2 separate regions of the Homo sapiens genome follow, and region 2 is linked to region 1. Evidence: chromatin contacts called from ENCODE POLR2A ChIA-PET data. All regions are on one chromosome and are shown on one strand. The core of a region is the stretch at or near the end of the contact, and the rest is flanking DNA. Distances in the headings are between cores, read along the strand shown.

The links. ChIA-PET counts read pairs that join two places held with the same protein, here RNA polymerase II (POLR2A).
Region 2: POLR2A ChIA-PET joins it to region 1 with 30 read pairs in activated CD4-positive, alpha-beta T cell. The contact joins the promoter of RAB11B-AS1 here to the enhancer-like site in region 1. POLR2A ChIA-PET finds 5 or more read pairs at or near these places in 2 of 52 experiments (activated CD4-positive, alpha-beta T cell and naive thymus-derived CD4-positive, alpha-beta T cell).

Annotation. Positions count from the first base shown.
Region 1 is chr19:7,550,246-7,554,121 of GRCh38, forward strand. It overlaps PNPLA6 (patatin like domain 6, lysophospholipase), which reads left to right. Exons shown (of 32, transcript NM_001166114.2): 15 at 53-184; 16 at 272-395; 17 at 749-862; 18 at 1,117-1,192; 19 at 3,630-3,770. Among named protein-coding and RNA genes, the nearest start is that of PNPLA6, 16 kb to the left of the region's middle. RefSeq lists enhancers at 1-403, 404-1,095. Within about 2 kb of position 1,251, at least 8 of the 41 ENCODE cell types and tissues checked have a DNase peak (open chromatin) inside an H3K27ac peak, as active enhancers do.
Region 2 is chr19:8,389,441-8,393,316 of GRCh38, forward strand. RAB11B-AS1 (RAB11B antisense RNA 1) reads right to left here and starts at 1,251. Exons shown (of 3, transcript NR_038237.1): 1 at 569-1,251. It overlaps RAB11B (RAB11B, member RAS oncogene family), which reads left to right and starts at 920. Exons shown (of 5, transcript NM_004218.4): 1 at 920-1,016. The coding sequence starts at 977. RefSeq lists silencers at 552-833, 1,053-1,312 and an enhancer at 583-782.

The DNA.
Region 1 (3,876 bases), core at 1-2,500:
GTGTAGGACGGTTTTGAGGCCTTCCTCTTTCATCCCAAGTCTGTTCCTGCAGGATCATGCGCGCACAGCCCAGTGTGGTGCTGAGTGCGGCGCACACGGTGGCAGCCAGGATGTCGCCCTTCGTGCGCCAGATGGACTTCGCCATCGACTGGACTGCAGTGGAGGCGGGACGCGCGCTGTACAGGTGCAGCTCCCACCGCGCTGCTCAGGCCCGGCCTAGGGGTGGGGACCTGGGGGTGGTCAGACCTTGCTGACCTCCACGCCCACTCAGGCAGGGCGACCGCTCCGACTGCACTTACATCGTGCTCAATGGGCGGCTGCGTAGCGTGATCCAGCGAGGCAGTGGCAAGAAGGAGCTGGTGGGCGAGTACGGCCGCGGCGACCTCATCGGCGTGGTGAGCGCGACCCCCACCCACTGACCTCTGGCCTTTTCCAGGCCAGTCCCTCGACAACTCACACACATCATCCCGGGTAATCCAGGGAGTGGTGAATGCAGCTCCCGACCTCTGAGGTCACCCAGTCCACTCCCCGCCCAGACCTCATTTCGTTGGAAAAAGGGGATTCCGCCTGTCGTGGATCCCTGTCCTCTCCCTCTCCCCAGAGCTCTAATGGGTAGCGAGCGAGGCTTGCTTCCCTACACCCCCATTGCAGGGGAGCCCTAGATGGGGCAGTACAGCCCCCTTTCCACCCATCTTCGGCCTCCTCATTCCCCACCCAAGCAGCCCCAATCATGCACGCGGCCCCCCAGGTGGAGGCACTGACCCGGCAGCCGCGAGCCACGACGGTGCACGCGGTGCGCGACACGGAGCTGGCCAAGCTTCCCGAGGGCACCTTGGGTCACATCAAACGCCGGTACCCGCAGGTGCGGCCTGTTGTGGGCGGGGCAGAGAGGCGGAGGCGGGACTCCGGGGGGGTGGGGGCCGGGCCTAGTGTGTGGGCGGGGCTTACAGAGGGGCGGGGTCGAGGGAGGGGCCGAAGCGAGAGAGTGAGGGCGGGGGCTCTCGGGGGTGGGACCCAGGTAACGGGCACCCAGGAGCCCCGGCATAGGAGGGAGAGGTGGGACCTGGACAGCCGCTTCCCAGGTCTCACTGAAATGCCGGCCTCCAACGCCCCCAGGTCGTGACCCGCCTTATCCACCTACTGAGCCAGAAAATTCTAGGGAATTTGCAGCAGCTGCAAGGACCCTTCCCAGGTGAGAGCCGGCCGGCCCAGAGCGTGCTGGGAGATGTAGTCCGGCGTCCAGAGCATGCTGGGAGGGAAGCCTTCTTTCCTGAGGGATGCTGGGAAATGGAGTTCCGCGAAGAAATCGTGCCCCTGAGGGTTTCAAACCCTAAGTAGGACCCAGGTGCAGAGCATTCTGGGGAATGGAGTTCGTGTTCCTGAGCATGCTGGGAAACGAAGTCCTCGACCCCTGGCGTGCTAGTTAATGGGCTCGAAAGTAAATCAGTGGTGCCGGGGAGGGAGTCTTAGGCGGTGGACTTGGCGTAGTCTGCCCGGGAGTCAGGGCTTGCTGGGGAAGTCCACGGCCTGGACGTTGAGAGAAAGGGAGTCCTAGATCAGAATATGATGGCAGGGCCGTCATGGTGGCTCATGCCTGTAATCTCAGCACTTTGGGAGGCTGAGGCAGGAGGATCGCTTGAGCCCAGGAGATTGAGTTTGAAACCAGCCTGGGCAACATAGTAGGACCCCCGTCTCTACAAAAATTTCAAACATTAGCTGGGCTTGGTGACACATGCCTGTAGTCTCAGCCACTCAGGAGGCTGAGGCGGGAGGATTGATTGCTTGAGCCCGGAGGTCGAGGCTGCAGTGAGCCGTGATCGTGCCACTGTACTCCAGCCGGGATGACAGAGCTAGAACCTGTTTCAGAAAAAATAAAACAGCAAACAAACAAAACTCCCCATACCATGATGGAAAATAGTCTGTGGATTGTTGTTTAGGACTCTGGGCACCTCGCCTTCTGAAGTTACAGCTTGCTGGGAGATGTAGCCCCCTGTTTCAGCCTGTGGCTTCAGTGAGCTAGAACAGAATGGGGCGTGCGGTGGGGTTGGAGGCCTGCTGAAATGAGGGCCTGAGTTTCTACATTGTGGTGGCCAGATTCTGGGCCAGCCCAGCAACCTAGATACCCCTTTTCCCTCCAGGGGTTCTACCCAATTGGCCCTGAGCCCTAGATCCCCCAAGGCGGGGGCAGGGCGGTAGTGGCAGAAAAGACATCATTAAGAAATTACAGAGGCCTGGGGCGGTGGGTCACGCCTGTAATCTCAGCACTTTGTGAGGCTGAGGCAGGTGAATCACTTGAGGTCAGGGGTTCGAGACCAGCCTGGCCAACGTGGTGAAACTCATCTCTACTAAAAGTACAAAAATTAGTCGGGTGTGGTGGTGGGTGCCTGTAATCCCAGCTACTTGGACGGCTGAGGCAGGAGAATCGCTTGAACCGGGGAGGCAGAGGTTGCAGTGAGCCGAGCCTACGCCATTGCACTCCAGCCTGGGCAACCAGAGCAAAACTCCATCTCAAAAAAAAAAAAAGAAAGAAAAAAAAAAAGAAAAGAAAAGGAAAGAAATTACAGATAGAGAATACAATATCTAGAAGACAAAAGAGGGTCATCTTGCCGTGTGGCTGAAAGAGGGAGGGAGGAAGGGAGGGAGAAAGAGGCTTTTCTAAGGACAGTGAGCTGAGACTTGACAACTAAGATGGGGCCAGACATGAAAGAGAAACCAGGGGTGCTGCACAGGAGGCTGGTGGTTTTGAAGCACTGAGGAGGAAAGCGATCAAGGGGAGAGGTGATGGGGGTTGGGGGGTAAGTCACATAGGGGCTAGGGGCTGTGGACAGGCACTTGAGCTTATTTAGATTGTTATTGTTAGATTGGGGAGGAAGGATTCCACCAGTAAGGAGGCAACAAGAGGTCTAGGCAAGATATGGGAGTTGACAGCTGGTCTAGGCTGTTAGTGGAGAAACTGGGAAGCAACAGCTGGGTCAAAAGTAGCTTTTCTTTTCTTGTCTTTGTCTTTTCTTTTATTTTCTTTTTAAGACAGGGTCTCGCTCTGTAGCCCAGGCTGGAGTGCAGTGGCACGATCTCGGCTCACTGCAACCTCTGCCTCCCAGGTTCAAGTGATTCTCCTGCCTCAGCCTCCCAAGTAGCTGGGATTACAGGTGTATGCCACCATGCCTGGCTAATTGTTGTGTATTTTTAGTAGAGCAGTGTTTCTCCATGTTGGCTAGGCTAAAAATAGCTTTATTTCTGCCTCGTTTTATGTTCAGGTCCCCCATTAGACAGAGGAACCAAGGCCAGAATGAGGCAGGGGCACTGGCCAATTGATCTCCCAAGCACAGTGAATCTGAATGGTTGTAGAGTTGTGTAATGGATCCCACTGAGGTGATCAGGGCCCAAAGTGGAGGGTAGATGGCCAGGTTTTAACAAAAGAGGGAATAGTAGTTGAGGCTGAGGGTCCAGGACCAGAGCCATGGCTTTCTGTATGGTAGAGTCAAGACTTTGGGCAACTGGGGGCTGCAGTCTGGGAGCACAGGAGCAAGAATTTCAGATAAGGAGGAAGAGGAAGAAGAGGAGGAGGAGGGTTCATCTCTCTGGACACAGGTTCGCACCACAAATCTCATCCATTGGGTTCTTAGCAGGCTCTGGGTTGGGTGTGCCCCCACACTCGGAACTCACCAACCCAGCCAGCAACCTGGCAACTGTGGCAATCCTGCCTGTGTGTGCTGAGGTCCCCATGGTGGCCTTCACGCTGGAGCTGCAGCACGCCCTGCAGGCCATCGGTCAGTGGGGTGAGGGTCATGGGTGGGGGCTGGCGGTGGGTGGGACATTAGTGAGTGAGAGATGTTAGGGTAGGTCATTTGGGGGGTGGAGGGGAACAGGGCCACA
Region 2 (3,876 bases), core at 1-2,500, 840 kb after region 1:
AGGAGGTCCTGTTGGAGAGCATTGGTATCCAGTAAGGATTTAAAAGTATTTATTTAACAAAGAATAGCAGAAAGTGGACGGTTGATTCACACTTGGTGCAATCTCGGCTCACTGCAACCTCCACCTCCCAGGTTCAAGCGATTCTCCTGCCTCAACCTCCTGAGTAGCTGGGTTTACAGGCACCAGCGACCACGCCCGACTAATTTTTGTATTTTTAGTAGAAACGGGGTTTCACCATGTTGGTCAGGCTGGTCTCGAACTCCTGACCTCGTGATCCGCCAGCCTCGGCCTCCCAAAGTCCTGGAATTACAGGCGTGAGCCACCGCGCCTGGCTGATCTGGTTATTTTCAAAAGATTCCATGAGACGGGTTTCTTCAGTTTACAGAGGAGGAAACTGAGGCACAGAAGGATAACCCAGTGAGTCCCAATATAGAGATGGAGACTGCAACCGAGAAAGGGGACCCAGCGCTGAGGTCCCCGGAAATGGTCATTTATGGGCTTGGGGGGCGACCAGGGCAGCGCGCGCTGACCTATGACGTCATCGGGACGTTAAGCATCGTAGCATTACCTGGACGTAGCCCCATTTCTCTTCCCGGACAGGTCCTCTGATAGTCGGGTAGGTTCTCAATCAAGCCTCTCATTAGTTATTTGGTCTGTCAATCCATTTCATTCCTGCAGTCTTCCGCCCCGCCCTCTTGAGCTCGCCCCTGATAGGCTGGCGCGTCCGTCACTTCAAAAAGGTCCGCATTCCTTCCGCCTTTCTCCAGGACACCGAGGGCGAGGAGGGTGGTACCAAGCGGCGCCCACCCTCAGAGCACTACTTCCATCTCTGATTGGCTTCGCTGGGTGCCCGTCGCTACTCCACTCGCCGCTGATAGGCCATTCAACCGCCGCTCTGCGCGGCGCCGGCTCCGCCCCCGTCGGGTGTTTGTGGTGGGGCTGCGGAGTCGCCGATCCCGCCGGAAGCGCCAGGACAATGGGGACCCGGGACGACGAGTACGACTACCTATTCAAAGGTGCGGCCGGTGGGGCACAGACGGGCGAAGTCGTGGCGGCGAGGCGGCGGGCAGACGGGCCAAGGCCGCGCTCCAGGCCGCTGGGCCCAGGCCGGAGCCCGGGGCTTGGGGCCCGGCGGGTCAGGCAGCCGGGAAGGCCGGAGCCGACCGGGCAGCATCAGCTTCGGGCTAGGATGCGCGGCTATACGGAGCCGGAGGCCCGGAGAGACCTGGGGGACCTAGGACGCGCCGGGGCGGGGCCAGAGCCTAGAGGGGGTGGGGCCCGGAGCGGTGGGAGAGGCTGTTAGGGCGGGGCCTCCGCAGGGGGTGGAGCTTTCCCAAGATTTGGCGGGCCGGGCTGGGCTGAAAGCGTGATTCGGGATGGGGGCGGGGTTTTTAGGGGCGGGGCTAAGGCGTGATGGGCGTGACCAATAGGTGGGTTGGGCCTGGGCAAACGGAGGCGGGGCTCTCACGAGGCTTGTCCTGATTGGGGCAGCGTGTTTGGGGGTGGGGCCCGGGAGAGGCGGGGCAGGCAATGGGGGCTGGGCCGAGATGAGGGCCTGGGGGTGAGGTGTGTGGTGGTGGGAGCCTTGGATTGGGGTGCAAAGCTGGGATTGAGTGGAAAGGCACCCGTGTGTGCAGCAAGAATTCCATCTCTTCACTCAGAACTCTCAACAGTGCTAAGCCAGTACTTGCACTTTTCTGAGCACTTTACCCGAATTAACTAAAATCCTCACTGCAGCCCTTTGAGGTTGATACTAACCAGCCTCTCTTTTTACACGTTGGGAAACTGAGGCCCAGAGTGACAAAGACACAGTTTATAAGTGTTGGAACCCGATTGAGCCCAGGCCACCTGTAGGCCTTACCACTTAGGAAGCGTGTCTTAGGGGGCTTGTGGCCAGCATCTGGGACTTTGGGTTGTTGGACCAACTTCTTCCAACACGTGCGCACTGATGGCCGGGGCCCCAGCCAGCCTGCTGGAGGGTCTTCCCCGCCCGAGGGACTGAGGGGGCTCTAGGAGCATCACATAAGGCCTAGGTAGATCAGGCAGCCATTGCCCATTTAGGGACAGCTGGAGGAAGCCGGAGTCCCTTGTTTCTCAGCTGAGCCTTCTGTGCCCAGCTACACTTTGGCCTAGTGGTCTGCCCTGGTTGCTGGGCTCCCTGGCTGACAATGGCAGCCCTTGAGGGCTAACCCCTGGATCCAAGGTGCCTTCACCCTGCGGCCTGCTCTATGAGGGCCTGCGTCGCACATCAGCTGTTGGTATCCTCACCTCGCTGAGCCGTTCCTCCGAGTGTGCTCTGTGGCTTGCACCAGGCCTAGCTGGGCCTTGTGTCTGGTCTCATCCAGCGTCTTCTGATTGTGGGGAATGAGGCAGAGGTCTCCCCACCTGGGCTGTCCGTGTGGCGAAAGCCTTCCGGGGGGAGGGAGAGGAAGTGCCTCTACAAGGGCCTAGAGTCGTCCTGTGGCACTGAGGGCTCTGGCAGCTGCACACAGGTTGATAATGTCACTGGTGGGTGAGGCTCTGTGGTCAGCAGGTGCCCGGCCCAAGGTCTCGCCCCTCGTGGCAGGAGGAAGCTTTGGAAGGGTTTTGGAGACTGGGATTCTAAGGGGCCGTCTGGAGACAGGGGGACTAAACTTTGGGTCCTGCTGATCGGGTGCCATCTCCACTCAGCCCACCGTGAGGCAGCTGCTCCCAGGTCCTGGCTGGGCACCCACCCAGACGTGGCACTGCCAGGGCAGGGGTGTTGCTCCCCACATGCCCCATCCAGGTTTCTGTGGTTATCCCCTGCTTGTTATTTTTGCCCTTTTGCTGTGTTAAATGACCCAGCTCCGAGTGCTTGCTCAAGTCATGGTTTTGCCCTTTAGATTATTTCCTTGAAGTGCGTTCCCAGCAGAACAGTTACTGGGTCAGGAGCAATGGAGAGGCTGTGTGGTTCCCGGGACTTGTCTGCAGAGACTGCTTCCTGGAAACACTGATTTAGCTTCTGCGGCATCTGGCATTTGGCGGGCAGGCGGTGTGGGGTGGGGGGGGGCGGTGCCTGCCCTGCTGCCCTCCCCACACTGGCCTCCTTTTACTGAGTCTAGCAGGTGCCCTGCTGACCTTCTCAAGCTAGTTGGTAGCAAAAATCTAACCCACAAGTTCAGCTTTTCCCAAACTGGTCATCTGCCGTCTCACCTTCACAGCTGTGCCTCATCAGAGGACCTCCTCTATTCTCTTTCAATATTTTTCTTTTCCTTTTTCTTTTCTTTTTTTTTTTTTTTTTTTTTTGAGACAGAATTTTACTCTAGTCACCCAGCCTGGAGTGCAGTGGCGCAATCTCGGCTCACTGCAGCCTCCGTCTCCCGGGTTCAAACGATTCTCCTGCCTCAGCCTCCCGAGTAGCTGGGATTACAAGCACCCACCACACCCGGCTAATTTTTGTATTTTAGTAGATACGGGGTTTCACCATGTTGGCCAGCTGATCTTGAACTCCTGACCTCAGGTGATCCACCTGTCTCGGCCTCCCAAAGTGCTGGGATTACAGGCATGAGCCACCGTGCCTGGCCTCTGCATTTTTTTTTTTTTTTTTGGTGGCCACATCACGCACTGGCTCCCTTGACTTCAGCGGCCAAGGCCAGCAGATCCCCCGGGTGATGCCCCGTGTGCCATTTGTTTTCCTTCGTGAATGTTCTTTCCTTCCCCCAGGAATGACACTGTTGATTTGTACCTAATTATAGAGCCTCACATTTATCCTCCTAACATTTTCTCCTTTAGCCATGGGCCATTTTCATAGCCTGCCACTAATTGCCGTGGGACCCCAGATTTCTTTTCTGATGGACTCGGTACTCCATGGTTGCAGCTGTGTCCCCAAGGGCCACTGAGGTCCTCTCAGAGCCC